Linked DNA regions of Homo sapiens: region 2 is linked to region 1. Evidence: chromatin contacts called from ENCODE Hi-C or POLR2A ChIA-PET data. All regions are on one chromosome and are shown on one strand. Each heading gives the region's core, a stretch centred on a gene start or an enhancer-like site at or near the end of the contact. The rest is flanking DNA. Distances are from core to core; before and after follow the strand shown.

Region 1 (7,278 bases), core at 1,929-4,428:
TATGTTATTGGAAGGTTGGACATCTTTTCATGTGTATTGATCATTTGTATTTTTTGCCCTGTAATAAGTCTGTTCACATACTTCTCTAATTTTTTTAATAAGGTGGTTTTTCTCACTACTGATTTATGCAAACTTTTTGATAAGTGGGAAATTAATTTTGGTCTTTTTCATTACAGATATTTTCTTTTGATTTCATTTAAGACACACACACACACACACACACACACACACACACACACACACAAGCACAAACATACCTTTACAGTGTAGAAATGTAAAATTGTGGCCAGGCGCTTATGCCTATAAATCCCAGCACTTTGGGAGGCCGAGGTGGGCAGTCACTTGAGGTCAGGAGTTTCAGACCAGCCTGGGCAACATGGCAAAACCCCTCTCTACTAAAAATTTAAAAAATTAGGAAGGTGTGGTGGTACATGCCCATAGTACCAGCTACTCAGGAGGCTGAGGCGGGATAATCGCTTGAACCCCAGAGGGAGAGGTTGCAGTGAGCCAAGATTGTGCCACTACACACCAGCCTGGGTGACAGAGTGAGACTGTCTCAAATAAAAAAAAATTAATAAATTTAATATTGTTAGTCACATTCATTTATCATGTCCTTTGTGGCTTCCAGGTTTCATGTTCATGCTTAAGAAGGCTTTCCCCCTTCCTAGCTTATTTTAAAAATGTACCCATGCAGGCCCAGTCAATTCATCAGATGATAAATTCAGTCTTTTAGAATTGTATCTTCTATGGACTGAATGTTTGTGTTCTCCCTCCACTGCCCCTGACTGCCGCCCCTTCATATGTTGAGGCCCTAACCCCCAATATGATGGTATTTGGAGGTGGGGACTTTGGGAAGTAACTAGAACCCCTGATGGGACTAGTGCCCTTGTAAGAAGAGGAAGACAGGCCGGGTGTGGTGGCTTATGGCTGTAATCACAGCACTTTGGGAGGCTGAGGTGGGCAGATCACGAGCTCAGGAATTCGAGACCAGCCTGGCCAAGAGGGCGAAAGCCCGTCTCTACTAAAAATACAAAAATTGGTCGAGTGTGGTGGCAGGTGCCTGTAATCCCAGCTACTCGGGAGGCTGAGGCTGGAGAATCGCTTGAACCCAGGAGGCGGAGGTCGCAGTGAGCTGAGATGGCGCCACTGCACTCCAGCCTGGGCAACAAGAGGGAAACTCCATCTCAAAAAAAAAAAAAAGAGCAGGAAGACAGAGGACTCTCTTTCCACATGTGTGCACCCAGGAAAGGCCATGTGAGGACACAATGAGAAGATGGCCCTAGTGTGCAAAGGCAGAGGGAGAGGGAGCATTTGACTGTCAGCAAATTGTTTTCTGGTGAATTGACCCACAGCCCAGAAACTGGCTCTTGGGTGGATTGATCAATTTACAGATTTTTCATTTTCTCCCTCACACTTAGTTGTTATTTTTATTACATTCTTCTTTCAGTCTTCTTTATGTTACTGTGTTGAGTGCTGGGTTAATTTTTCCATTTCTCCTCATGTCACAATGAGAGCATTTAAGGCGATGTGTTTCCCTTTGAGCACAGCTCTTGCCTCTCTTCCCCCATGAAACTGTTGCAGTACAAAAGAATTTATTCAGCTTGGGCCCCAAAGTCCAAATTCTAATGGGATGATGTGGGGTCTGTGGTAGTAATGAGGCCTGGCCCTTCTGCTTCCTCCTTTCCTACTTGTATGGCTCTCCTAGAACCAGAAAACAGGCTTGTCATGAAAGCCTCACTACTTCACGGAACTTAAACAAGTGTGTGCTGTCACGTTCCAATGCTGCTTATCGTGGCTAAGCCACTTAAACCTCAGGTATTAATAGAAGAGTTACTACATGTTTTGTATGGGTTTTTGCATGTTTGAAACTCATTTTGAATTATCTTGAGTATTTAGGCTTTATTTAAAATGAAAGACTATTAAATCACCTTGTGGCTAACCTTTTATCCCCTCCATAAGCCTTTACATCATTTACTGTCTGGAGTCTCTGAAATGCTCCATATTAACAATGTTTAAGAATTAGATTAGATTAGCCGGGCGCGCTGGCCCACGCCTGTAATACCAGCACTTTGGGAGGCCGAGGCAGTGGATCACCTGAGGTCAGGAGTTCGAGACCAGCCTGGCCAACATGGTAAAACCCTGTCTCTACTAAAAATACAAAAATTAGCCAGGCGTGCTGGCGCACGCCTGTAATCCCAGCTAGTGGGCAGGCTGAGGCAGGAGAATTGCTTGAACCAGGGAGGCAGAGGTTGCAGTGAGCCGAGATTGTGCAACTGCACTCCAGCCTATGCAACAAGAGTGAAACTCTGTCTCAAAAAAAAAAAAAAAAAAAAAAAAGAATTAGATTAGATTATGTACAAAAGTGCAGATAAGGCTATGAAGAAATGCACCCCAGTATTAACTGTGGTTAATTCTGGGTAAGTGGATTCTGGGCAACCTTTTTCTTCGTATTTTCCCTCCAATTTTAAACCTTTTCATTAGCATGTATTAATTTTATAATTTTAAAAGTGTTTTTAAATGATAGAAAATTTAAATTTTTGATATTGTGTAAATTGCAATTATGTAAAAAATAATATGTATATTAATAGGACTAAAAGAGATGTGCCAAAACATTAACAGAGTATTTTTCTGGGTGGTAGTGCAATGGATGATTTTTATTCCTTCCTTTTGCTAATCTGTATTTTCTTAGAATATATTTGTATATTCTTTATTCTTTTCATAATGGAAAAGTTAATTTTCTTTTTAATAAAGTAAATCGAATTCTGCCAGGATGTCCTGGGTACAGAGCTCTTCTTTTCACAGATGTTTCCTGCAATGTAAAGAGTTCTTTGAATTTAAATATTCAGATTTAATCTTTTCATTCTTGGGACAGTTTTGTAACTGCCCAATAGGGTTCACCTTGCCCACTGCCTAGACAGAGATGATTCATCAAGATAGGGGAATTGCAATAGAGAAAGAGTAATTCACGCAGAACTGGCTGTACGGGAGACCCGAGTTTTATCATTTCTCAAATCAGTCTCCTCAAGTATTCTGGGGTCAGAGTTTTTAAGGATAATTTGGTGGTGGGGGGCAATGAGTTAGGAGTGCTCATTGGTTGGGTCAGAGATAAAATCATAGGAAGTCGAAGATGTCTTCTTGCGCTGAGTCAGTTCCTGAGTGGGGACCACAAGATCAGACGAGCCAGTTACCAATCTGGGTGGTGCCAGCTGATTCACCAAATGCAGGAACTGCGAAATATCCTAAGCACTGATCTTAGGTTTTACAATAGTGATATTATCCCCAGGAGCAATTTGGGGAGGGTCAGAATCTGTCTCCAGCTGCATGACTCTTAAACCATAATTTCTAATTTTTTGACTAATTTGTTAGTCCTATAATACAAAGGCAGTCTAGTCCCCAGGCAAGAAGGGGGTTTGTTTTGAAAGGGATGCTATCTTTGTTTCAAACAATAAACTATAAACTAAATTCCTCCTAAAGTTAGCTCAGCCTACACCCAGGAATGAACAAGGGCAGCTTGGAGGTTAGAAGCAAGATGGAGTGGGTTAGCTCAGAACTCTGTCACTGTTTCAGTTATAATTTTGCAATGGCAGTTTCGGTTTTTCTTAATTATGCCTTTGATTATTTGTTCTAGTCTAATGGTTGTTGCTTCTTACTCAGGAACACCCTCTGTTCTTGGGTTGATCTCTGGTTTCTATACTTTTATATCTATCATCTTCTCTCTCATTTTTCATCACTTTATCATTTTTCTCTTTATCTGGGAGAGCTTTGCAAGTTTATCCTCCACATCAGTGCCCAAAGGACAGCCTCCCTCATCCTGGAAATGGGATTATAAGAAACTCATACCTGTTTAGAGGAGAAATTGAGAAACAGTCTGTGAATGCAGCCCAATTGAATGATGTAAAAGAAGTGAGGGTTGTTAGTGACATCCAAGAACCCTGGGAGCATGTGTCTGGGATTGCTGCTTGAACTCAAACCATGGGCCTGACCAGTTAGGATAGCGTGGCAGGACAGGCCAACACGAGGGCCCAGGAGCCAGCTGGGAACCCCATCTCCCTCCTAGGGAGGGGAGGCCACAGGGGAAAGAGAGTCACAGGACGGATCTGCTGGGACCAGCCCTGATGCACAGATGCTAATACACACAGAAAGAGTTGTTTCCAGAGTTCCAGCACCACAGCTCCTCCCTCCAGGAGGAGCTCTTTTTTGAGAAAGAGTCTTGTTCTGTTGCCCAGGCTGGAGTGCAGTGGCTTCATCTTGGCTTACTGCAACCTCCACCTCCTAGGTTCAAGTGATTCTCCTGCTGATACAGAATGGCTGGGTTCCAGCTAAACCCTACCCTCAAGCCTGGAACCTTGGCCCTAAGTGAAAGCAGCTGACCCTGCAGGTCTGGGTTCCCAGCTAAACTCCACCCTCAAGCCTGGAACCTCGGCCCTGCGTGAAAACAGCTGACCCCATTTTTCTGCCCAAATGATTGCCTTTTTGGCCTGCCACGCCCCTATGCTGTGCCCATAAAAAGACTTCAGCTGAAAGAACAACACAAGCGGCTGATGCAAGTGGTCAGGGCTGCAAGCTGCTGAGTATCAGGGATACATGCGGCTGAGCGTCGGCGACTACGGATAGACATAGTTAACTTCAGATGGTGTGGCTTCAGGGAAAGATCACCTTCCCGCACCATCTCCCTTCCAATTCCCTGTCCTGCTGAGAGCCACTTTTACTGCCCAGTAAAATCCTTCACATACTACCCTTCAAATAGTTCATATGACCTGATTCTTCCTGGACACCAAACAAGAACTTGGGTGTCAAAAAGGGCAGGTGCAGGAGGCTGTCACCCTGACCCTTCACCAAGTTGTTAACACTTAGCCATCCATGAACTGCAGGGTGAATGAGATGAGCGACTCCAGTTCCTGCCCATGAAGGGGGTCAAGGGAAAAATTTCACCTCAGTGCCTCAGCCTCCTGAGTAGCTGGGACTACAGATGTGTGCCACCACGCCCGGCTAATTTTTGTATTTTTAGTAGAGACAAGATTTCACCACATTGACCAGGCTGGTCTCGAACTCCTGGCCTTAAGCGATCCACCCGCCTCTGCCTCCCAAAGTGCTGGGAATACAGGCATGAGCTACTGCACCCTGTCTGTTGCATGGCTTTTGAGGTCTTTGTCATAAATTCTTTCCCTAGGTCAATGTATTATTAAAAAGTCAAAAGGCAACAGATGTTGGTGAGGATGCAGAGAAAAGGGAACACATACGCTATTGGTGGGAATGTAAATTGGTACAACCTCCATGGAAAACAGTATGGAGATTTCTGAAAGAACTAAAACTAGAGCTACCATTTGACCTAGCACTCCCACTACTGGGTATCTACCCAAAGGGAAATGAATCGTTATATGACAAAGATACCTGCACTCGTACGTTTATTGCAGCATTATTTACAATAACAAAGTCATGGAATTAACCTAAGTGTCCATCAGCAGATGATGGGGTAAAGAAAATGTGGTATACATACACCATGGAATACTACTCAACCATAAAAAAGAAAGAAAGAATGTCTTTTGCACCAATATGGATGGAACTGGAGGCCATGATCCTACCTAAAATAATTCAGAAACAGAGAGTCAAATACCACATTCTCACTTATAAGTGGGAGCTAAACAATGTGTACACATGGACATACAGAGTGGAATAATAGACACTGGAGACTCCACAAGGTGGGAGGGTGGAAGGGGGTTGAGGGATGAAAAAGTACCTGTTGGATACCATTTACATTATTCGGGTGATGGTTACACTAAAAGTCCAGGCTTCATCGCTATGCAACATATTCATGTAACAAAAATGCACTACATTTATAAATATTTTTTAAAATGTTATTTTCTTTTTGTCACCAAAGTTGGGCTCCCATCAGAGCCACCTGGGCCTCTAATGATTCCATTATTTTGGTTGTACTAGCCAGCCTTCCTGGAGCACTGTGAGGTTTGGGCCTTGGGGATACAACCCTTTGGTTTTACGACATGGATCTCTCTCCCAGGGTGTGTGATGCCCCATGGGGCTGATTTACAGAGGCTTTCCCAGCACAGTCTCACAGTGACAGGAGCCACTGCTCCCTGCAGCATGCACCGTCCTGCTGAGTATATTCCTCCTCTGCCCTCACCATGGGAAGCTGTCTGTCAGGGCCCAGTGCTTGTCCTGTTTCCTGGCTTCATCACCAAGTCTGATGAAATGCTAAGTTCAGGTCATTACCATGGACTTCTGCACTCCATAGAAGTCCAGGTGGCCAGACGCAGTGGCTCACACCTGTCATCCCAGCACCTTGGGAGGACGAGGCTGGAGGATTGCTTGAGCTCAAGAGTTTGAGACCAGCCCAGGATGGCTTTGAATGAGGCTCAACACAAATTCATAAACTTTCTTAAAACATTATGAAACTTTTTTCGTGTGTAGTTTTCTTTTAGCTCATCAGCTATTGTTAGTGTTAGTGTATTTTATGTGTGGCTCAAGGCAATTCTTCTTCTTCCAATGTGGCCCAGGGAAGCCAGAAGATTGGACACCCATGGTTTTATTAATATAGTTACCCCTCACTTTTAAACATAGTTTTACTGAGGTATATTTCATGCACTGTAAGATTTACCCCTTTACAGTGTCTGTCTCAGTGGTTTTAGTATATTCATGGAGTTGTGAAGCAATCACCACATTTAATTTGAGAACTCTTGACCACGCCAGGAAGAAACCCCTTGCACATGAGCAGCCATTCCTTATTCATGCTATCCCTTGCTCCACCCCATCCCCAGGCAACCGCTAACCTGCCTTCTGTCTCTGTGGATTTGCCTTTTATAGACATTTAATATAAATCAAATCATCCAGTGTGTAGTCTTTTGTGACTGGTGAGGACTAAGCTTTGATTTTTTATCTTGCCCAAATTCCTATCTAAGGGGTCTGGGGAGTCATGCCCTACAAACCATAAATTTTCATCAGATGGGTTTTATTTAGCCCTATATATCGTGACTTACTTTCCAACCTGACTCTGGCAAGTTGGAAAACATTATGAGGCAAGAAAGAAAATAAAAATATTTTATCCCAAAACATGTTTCTGGAAACGGCCCTGCAAAGCTGTCCTTTGTGGGGGAAAATGTGCACCTGTAAAGAATCTCTATTTGCATAGCTAGATCTTTTTCTTCCAGGCCCTCCCAATCCCAAAGAGATTAATTAAGAGTCTAGTGCCTTTTAAAGATCTGAATAGGAAACATTTCTCATCTATTGTCTCCAAGGGTAGTCACTATAAGACTTCAAAAGAAA
Region 2 (7,278 bases), core at 2,171-4,670, 33 kb after region 1:
CTGGGACTACAAGCATGTGCCACTATGCCCACCTAATTTTTAAAATTTTTTTTGTAGAGACAGGGGTCTCACTATGTTGCCTAGGCTGGTCTCCAACTCTTGGGCTCAAACGATCCACTCAAATGATCTCAGCCTCCCAAATTGCTGGGATTACAGGCACGAGCCACCATGCCCCACTTCAGAGTTTCTTGTTCAAGTGGCTTACGGTGGGAGAACTCTCAAGAAATACTGGTTATGGGAGCACGAGAGGGAGAGAAGTGGGCTTAGGCATGTCTAGCGTCAGCCTACTGATAGGGAACCCTGGAGCATGAACAGCACTGCAGGGCTGCCTTCCCCTTCCCTGTCCTGCTGACCCTACCGGGAGGCAAGGGGCAGGCCTGCCATCCATGGCGCTGAGGGTTGCCAGCCAGGCAGCTCTCCTCTGCTGAGGGCAGCTCCCCAAAGAAGCAGGGCAGCTGTGAGACATTTGAAGCCGATACACACAGCAGCTGGGAGGATGCGGACTCCAGAACAGTGAAAGAGATTGGGTGGGTCACCAACAGCTACAACAGGCAATCAGGCTTTTGTATTTAATAAGCATCTGTGTGTCTGTGTGTTTATCTGTTACTGCAGAATACTTAGTACTCATTCAAAAAAATTTATTGAACCCCTACTCTGTGCCTATTTCTATTCTGAAAGCTAGGGGGTTATAGTCATGGTGAAAACAGACAGGATCACCCCTGCCCTTAGGTTGTTGTTAAGTGGAAGAAATAGATATTAAACAATGATTCACACAAATGAACATTTCAGAATGCAAAATGTAATACATGCTGAGAGGGAGAAGCTGAGGTGTGACAAGAGATCACAATGGAAGGTGAGATGCATGCTGGGGTGGAGGGAAGGCCTCCCTGGGGATGGGTATTTATGGCACTGACCTAGAGAGGAGTTGGTGTGAGCTGGCCAGAGAATGGGAGGGAGGCTGCTCCAAGCAGAGGGAGCAGAGGGAGCACCGTCCTGACCAGGAGAAAGGGCTCTGTGAGTTCAGGGAATTGAAAGGAGGTCAGTGTGGCTGGACACAGTGACAAAGGGGTAAGGACATGAGAACAGCAAGAAAGGGGGCCCATGGCAGCAGATGCCAGGCCTCGGAGGTCATGTTCAGGACTTAGAGCTCTCAGTGAAAGCCAGTGGAAATCCACTGAAGACTTCGGGCAAGAAAGAGACATGATGACCATGGGTGGCTCAAGGGCTGTGTGGGGTTTGGAGAAGGCAGGAGTGGAAGCTGGGAGGCTTGTGGAGGTCGAGGGAGAGATGCCGGTGCTCTGGACATGAGTAGTGACAGTGGATGTAAGGAGAAGCCGCTGGCAGAGGAGATTTCAGAGGGAGCAGGTGCAGGGGTTGCTGAGGGTTTGGGTGCAGGGGTGAGGGAAGGTAGGAGTGTAGGTTCACACTCACGTGGAGAGAAGTGCCATTTTCCAGTGGAAGATGCGAGGCAGGCAGTCGGCAGGATGCGTTCAGAGCTCAGGGGATTGGCTGCACTGGAAATTTAAGCCCAGTGGTTGTCAGCACATTGGTGACACTTGGAACCCAGGGATAAAGTACTGCTAAGGAGCAAAAGAAAAGAGAGAGAGAGCAGGACTGAAGCTCATGCGCAGAGAGGAAACCAGCCATGCATCTGAAGAAGAAACCAGAGAGGCAGGAAGAACACAAAACATGGCAGCAACGAACGCAGCAGAGGAAGTTTCAAGGAGGAGGGTAATGAGTCCTGGGGTATGTACACTGTCGGGTGCCAATCAGATGGTCTGTGGACAGGGCCGCAGCAGGGTGCGGTGGAACACGAGAGCTGCAGCCTGCTTTCCACAGGTGCAGCTCTGCTGGGTGAGGAGGGAATGCAGGCTGGATGCAGGGCACTCTTAAGTAAGTTTAGTTATTTGGGGAGGAGGGGAAGGGGCCGCTTCCAGAATGGGAATCAAGATCAGTTTTGTTTTTTTAAGATGGGGGAGATGTTTGAATGCTGGGGAGGAGTTGGTTTATGGGGACAGTTGATGGCACAGGAAAGAGAGGGGTTAATTGCTAGAGAAAAGTCGCTACAGAGGTGGGAGCAGGTGGGAACAGACCACCATTCCCATTATCTGGCCAAAGGGTATGCTGAGCCCATGCACAATGGGGTTCCAGCCTAGAGAGATGACAGCAGAGGAGGGATGGGAACATCTAAGTGGTGAAACTGTCCCTATAGACTTTATAAAATTAATCAGGAAAGAAGGAAGGGGGAGAAATGAAGATAAACCAAGCTTGCAGCACACTCAGCATTGACCATGAGGTCCGCTTGCTCTCTGATCCACTTCCTCACAGCTGTCTGGGGCCTATCGACTCAGGATTACATGAACCCTGTTACGAGATGATCCTTCCCCTTAGCTGCTCTATAGATAACAACTTCAACATTATAAAACATTAACTTTTCCATTTGAGATACTCTTTCAGTTTCTGCATACCAATGAAACTACTGATGCCAGCTGGTCTTAAGGACCTCACAGGAGCTGAGTCACCAAAGAATGCAGTTTCCACATCCTGATGATTTCCTTCCCCTTATCCCAACTAATCAACAACCCCAAATTCTTATCTAGAAATGGACCAAATTCCTTGATATTGACTGGCACTGGCCGAGGCTTCCACATATGGCTCAGTGGATATGTAACAGGATCGTTTGCCCAATGCCTGGCAAGTCAATATAACAAGACAAGGGGGATTGCTGCAGAGAAAAAGTCTAATAATCATAGGAGAGCTAAATGAGGAGGTGGGAAGAAACCTCAAATCCACCAACCTAAGGAATTTGGAGCTACGGATATTAAGGGCTTTGGAAAGGGCTGAGATGTGGGGATTGTTGATTGGTGGAAGAGTGCAGGGTGAAGTCATAGGACAGGGAGATGAAGAAACTGCATTCTCATGCTGATTTGGTTCCTCGTGGGGTCTTCAAACTCATTGGCATCAGCCTTTCCTGATGGAATTCAGGATATGAAGAATATCTTGAGCAATTCTTAAACAAAAGCCTAATGATTCTAACATCAGAAGTCCTATCTATGGGGAAAATGGGATTTAAACAGTCAGTATCTTGAGCTGCATGACTTTCAGTTTAAGGAAGTGGGCCAGAGTGCAGCCTGATTAATGCTTAATTATAACTATATTTCTGCCCCAAACCTGGCATCTAAATTCTTGTTAACCCTATGAGGATGGTTTTATTATTATTATTATTATAAAAGAAAGAGGTTTAATTGTCTCATGGCTCTGCAGGGCTGGGGAGACCTCAGGAAGCTTACGATCATGGTGGATGGGGAAGCAAACATATCCTTCTTCACATGAGGCACGAAGGAGAAGTGCTGAACAAAGGGGGAAAACCCTTACAAGGGATGGTCCTTATAAAACCACTAGATCTTGTGAGAACTCACTTACTATCACAAGAACAGCATGGGAGAAACCACCCCGATGATTCGATTACCTCTCACTGCATCCCTCCCACAACACATGGGGATTATGGGAACTACTATTCAAGATGAGATTTGAGTGGGGACAAAGCCAAACCATATCATTCCACCCCTGGCCCCTCCCAAATCTTATGTCCTCACATTTTAAAACACAATCATGCCTTTCCAACAGTACCCTAAAGTCTTAGCTTTTTCCAGAATTAACCCAAAAGTCCAAATCCAAAGTCTCATCTGAGACAAGGCAAGTTTCTTCCTCCTATGAGCCTGTAAAATCAAAACAAGTTAGTTACATCCTAGATACAATGGGGGTACAGGCACTGGGTAAATATACCCATTCCAAATGAGAGGAATTGGCCAAAACTAAGGGGCTACAGACACCATGCAAATCTGAAATCCAATAGGGCAGTCATTAAACCTTAAAGCTCCCAAATGATCTCCTTTGACTCCATGTCTCACATCCAGGTCACACTGATGCAAGAGGTAAGTTCCCACAGCCTTGGGCAGCTCCACCTCTGTGGCTTTGCAGGGTACTGTCCCCTACTCCTGGCTGTTTTCACAAACTGGCACTGCATTTCTGTGGCTTTTCCAGGTACATGGTGCAAGCTGTTGGTGGATCTACCATTCTGGAGTCTGGATGATGGTGGCTCTCTTCTCACAGCTCCACTAGACAGTGCCCTATTAAGGACTCTGTGTGGAGGCTCTGACCCCACATTTCCCTCCCTCACTACCCTAGCAGAGGTTCTCCATGAGGACTCCACCACTGCAGCAAACTTCTGCCTGAACATCCTGGCATTTCCATACATCCTCTGAAATCTAGGCAGAGGTTCCCAAACCTCAATTCTTGACTTCTGTGTACCTGCAGGCTCAACACTATGTGGAAGCTGCCAAGGCTTGGGCTTACACCCTCTAAAGCTACAGACTGAGCTGTACTCTGGCCCCTTTTAGCCACAGCTGAAGCAGCTGGGATGCAGGGCACCAAGTCCCTATTTTGCACACAGCAGGGGTCCCTGAGCCCAGCCCAGGAAACCATTTCTCCCTCCTAGGCCTCTGGACCTGTGATGGGAGGGGCTGCCATGAAGGTTTTTGACATACCGTGGAGACCTTACCCCATTGTTTTGGAGGTTAAAATTTGGCTCCTCGTTACTTATGCAAATTTCTGCAGCAGGCTTAAATTTCTCCCCAGAAAATGGGTTTTTCTTTTCTATTCCATGTTCAGGCTGCAAATTTTCCAAATTTCCATGCTCTGCTTCCTCTTGAATGCTTTGCTGCTTAGAAATTTCTTCCACCAGATACCCGAAATCATCTCTCTCAAGTTTGAAGTTCCACAAATCCCTATGAGGATGGTTTTAGACACTCTTGGGTGATTCGTCTCCCTGCAGGTATAACGCTGAACCATGCTTCTGCAGGCATCTGGTCCCTGGCACAGTCAGTGACTCCAGAGCCAGTACCAGCCCATCAGGGCAACCCTCTTCTCAGGCCCCAGACTCCCCTCCTCCCTACTTCTGGCCACTGAATAATGAAGTCCACCAAATCTTGAGATGACACTGTCAACCCTGCTTTCCCACAGCTCCCTAATTCCATGTCTCCCATAGTCTCCGATTATTTCCAGGGGTGCCTTGAAATGTAAAAGATATTCAAAGCAAAATTTGTTGGCAGTCAACTTTATTCGTACAAGCATTCCATTAAGGCACTTAAAGGGATGGCAGAAAATCAAACAATGGGAGGGACACGCTGCCCTTGAAAAGGAGTTTCTTTGCTGATGCCACCACCGGAAATAGTGCCATTAATTTTATAAAAGAGGTATCATATTCAGAAAGACTCTATCAACCACTGTAAATGCTTTGGAGCCTCTAACAGTTGTGAAATGTGGAAGCCAAGGATGTAGGGGCCTGTTGGAGTGCGCCCATTCCTGGATCTGGGAAGGAGACGCCTTTGAAGCTGTACCTCTCGGATGGCTTTGATCCTCCAAGACCCAGATATAAAGACAAGATGAGGGAGGTGTTATTAGTGTTATTATTTATACTTGGTGGAGCTTACATGTGGGACCTCCTTTATAAAGTGCTTTGGGCACTACTGATTTATAAGTAATTTCACTTCTCACAGCATCACTTCTGGGTGGAGGAAGAATGCCAGAGGCAGCTCTGGAAATAATCACTTTTCTCCAAGATAGAGTACTCATTAATCCAGGCCTAGTGGGAACATCTATTCCCTTTATTGTATCCTTTTACTGGAAATTATTTCTTTAGTAGAAGGTCATGTGCCTCAGTGACCTGGAATGGGGGTTCTCCAGTAATTTCTATCATTCTCCCCTGTTGAAAGCTTATGTATTGAGAACATCTGGGTAAGAGTCACAGGCAGCTTGGAAAAGAGGGCAGTGATTAGGGATTTCTAGTTTTATTATTTTTTTTTAGCATTTGTTGAGATTGGTTTAAAATCCAGGACATGGTTAATCTTGGTGAATGCTCCCTAGGCACTTGAAAAGCACATGTATTCTGCTGTTATAGGGTTGTTTGTTCTGTTAGATCCTGTTGGTTGAAGGTGTTGTTCAATTCTTCTATATCCTCATTATTTTCTTTTTTATTTTTTTAGAGACAGGGTCTATCTCTGTTGTCCAGGCTGGAGTGCAGTGGTGCAGTCATAGCTCACTACAGCCTCAAACTCCTGGGTTCAAGTAATCCTCCTGCCTCAGCCTCCTGAGTAGTTAGGACTACAGGCTTGTGCCACTATGCCTGGCTAATTTTTAAAATTGTTATTTTTTCTTTTTCTGTGCCTAACGTAGCCATGGCTCGTGGTCCCAAGAAGCATCTAAAGCAGGTAGCAGCTCCAAAGCATTGGATGCTGGATAAATTGACTGGTGTGTTTGCTCCTCATCCATCCACCAGTCCCCACAAGTTGAGAGAGTGTCTCCCCCTCATCATTTTCATAAGGAACAGACTTAAGTATGCCCTGACAGGAGAGGAAGTAAAGAAGATTTGCATGCAGCGGTTCATTAAGATCGATGGCAAGGTCCGCACTGATATAACCTACCCTGCTGGATTCATGGATGTCATCAGCATTGACAAGATGGGAGAGAATTTCTGTCTGATCTGTGACACCAAGGGTCACTTTGCTGTACATCGTATTACACCTGAGGAGGCCAAGTACAAGTTGTGAAAAGTGAGAAAAAATATTTGTGCGCACAAAAGGAATCCCTCATCTGGTGACTCATGATGCTCGTACCATCTGCTACCCTGATCCCCTCATCAAGGTGAATGACACCATTCAGATTGATTTGGAGACTGGCAAGATTACTGACTTCATCAGGTTCGACACTGGTAACCTGTGTATGGTGACTGGAGGTGCCAACCTGGGAAGAATTGGTGTGATCACCAACAGAGAGAGGCACCCTGGATCTCTTGACGTGGTTCACATGAAAGATGCCAATGGCAACAGCTTTGCCACTTGACTTTCCAACATTTTTGTTGTTTGCAAGGGCAACATACCATGGATTTCTCTTCCCCAAGGAAAAGGTATCTGCCTCACCATTGCTGAAGAGAGAGACAAGAGATTGGCAACCAATCAAAGCAGTGGGTAAAATGGTCCCTGGATGGCATGTTAGATCTTTGTATGTAATTAAAAATAATGTGGCATGATTGATAGCCAAAAATAAAATAATTATTATTATTTTGTAAAGACAGGGTCTCATTAAGTTTCCCAGGCTGGTCTCAAACTTCAGGCCTCAGGTAATTCTCCTGCCTTGGCCTCCCAAAGTGCTGGGATTACAGGCATGAGCTATCACGCCTGGCTCCTTGTGGATTTTCTATCTAGTAGTTCTATCAATTAC

What was found. Hi-C counts contacts between places; a loop is a spot of excess contacts on that map. ChIA-PET counts read pairs that join two places held with the same protein, here RNA polymerase II (POLR2A). Pooled maps may share reads with other maps.
Region 2: a map of CD14-positive monocyte shows a loop between it and region 1 (2.1-fold over the local background). The contact joins two enhancer-like sites. A Hi-C loop is called at or near these places in 4 of 168 maps with a recorded cell type or tissue (CD14-positive monocyte, PC-9, endothelial cell of umbilical vein and 1 more) and 2 of 50 pooled maps. POLR2A ChIA-PET finds 5 or more read pairs at or near these places in 4 of 52 experiments (GM10248, H1, MCF 10A and 1 more).

Annotation. Positions count from the first base shown.
Region 1 is chr20:4,662,036-4,669,313 of GRCh38, reverse strand. No RefSeq gene overlaps it. Among named protein-coding and RNA genes, the nearest start is that of PRNP, 21 kb to the left of the region's middle. RefSeq lists a silencer at 2,953-3,154. Within about 2 kb of position 3,178, at least 10 of the 41 ENCODE cell types and tissues checked have a DNase peak (open chromatin) inside an H3K27ac peak, as active enhancers do; they include CD14-positive monocyte and PC-9, where a contact is called at or near this core.
Region 2 is chr20:4,629,178-4,636,455 of GRCh38, reverse strand. It overlaps the pseudogene RPS4XP2. Among named protein-coding and RNA genes, the nearest start is that of PRNP, 54 kb to the left of the region's middle. Within about 2 kb of position 3,420, at least 3 of the 41 ENCODE cell types and tissues checked have a DNase peak (open chromatin) inside an H3K27ac peak, as active enhancers do; they include CD14-positive monocyte and PC-9, where a contact is called at or near this core.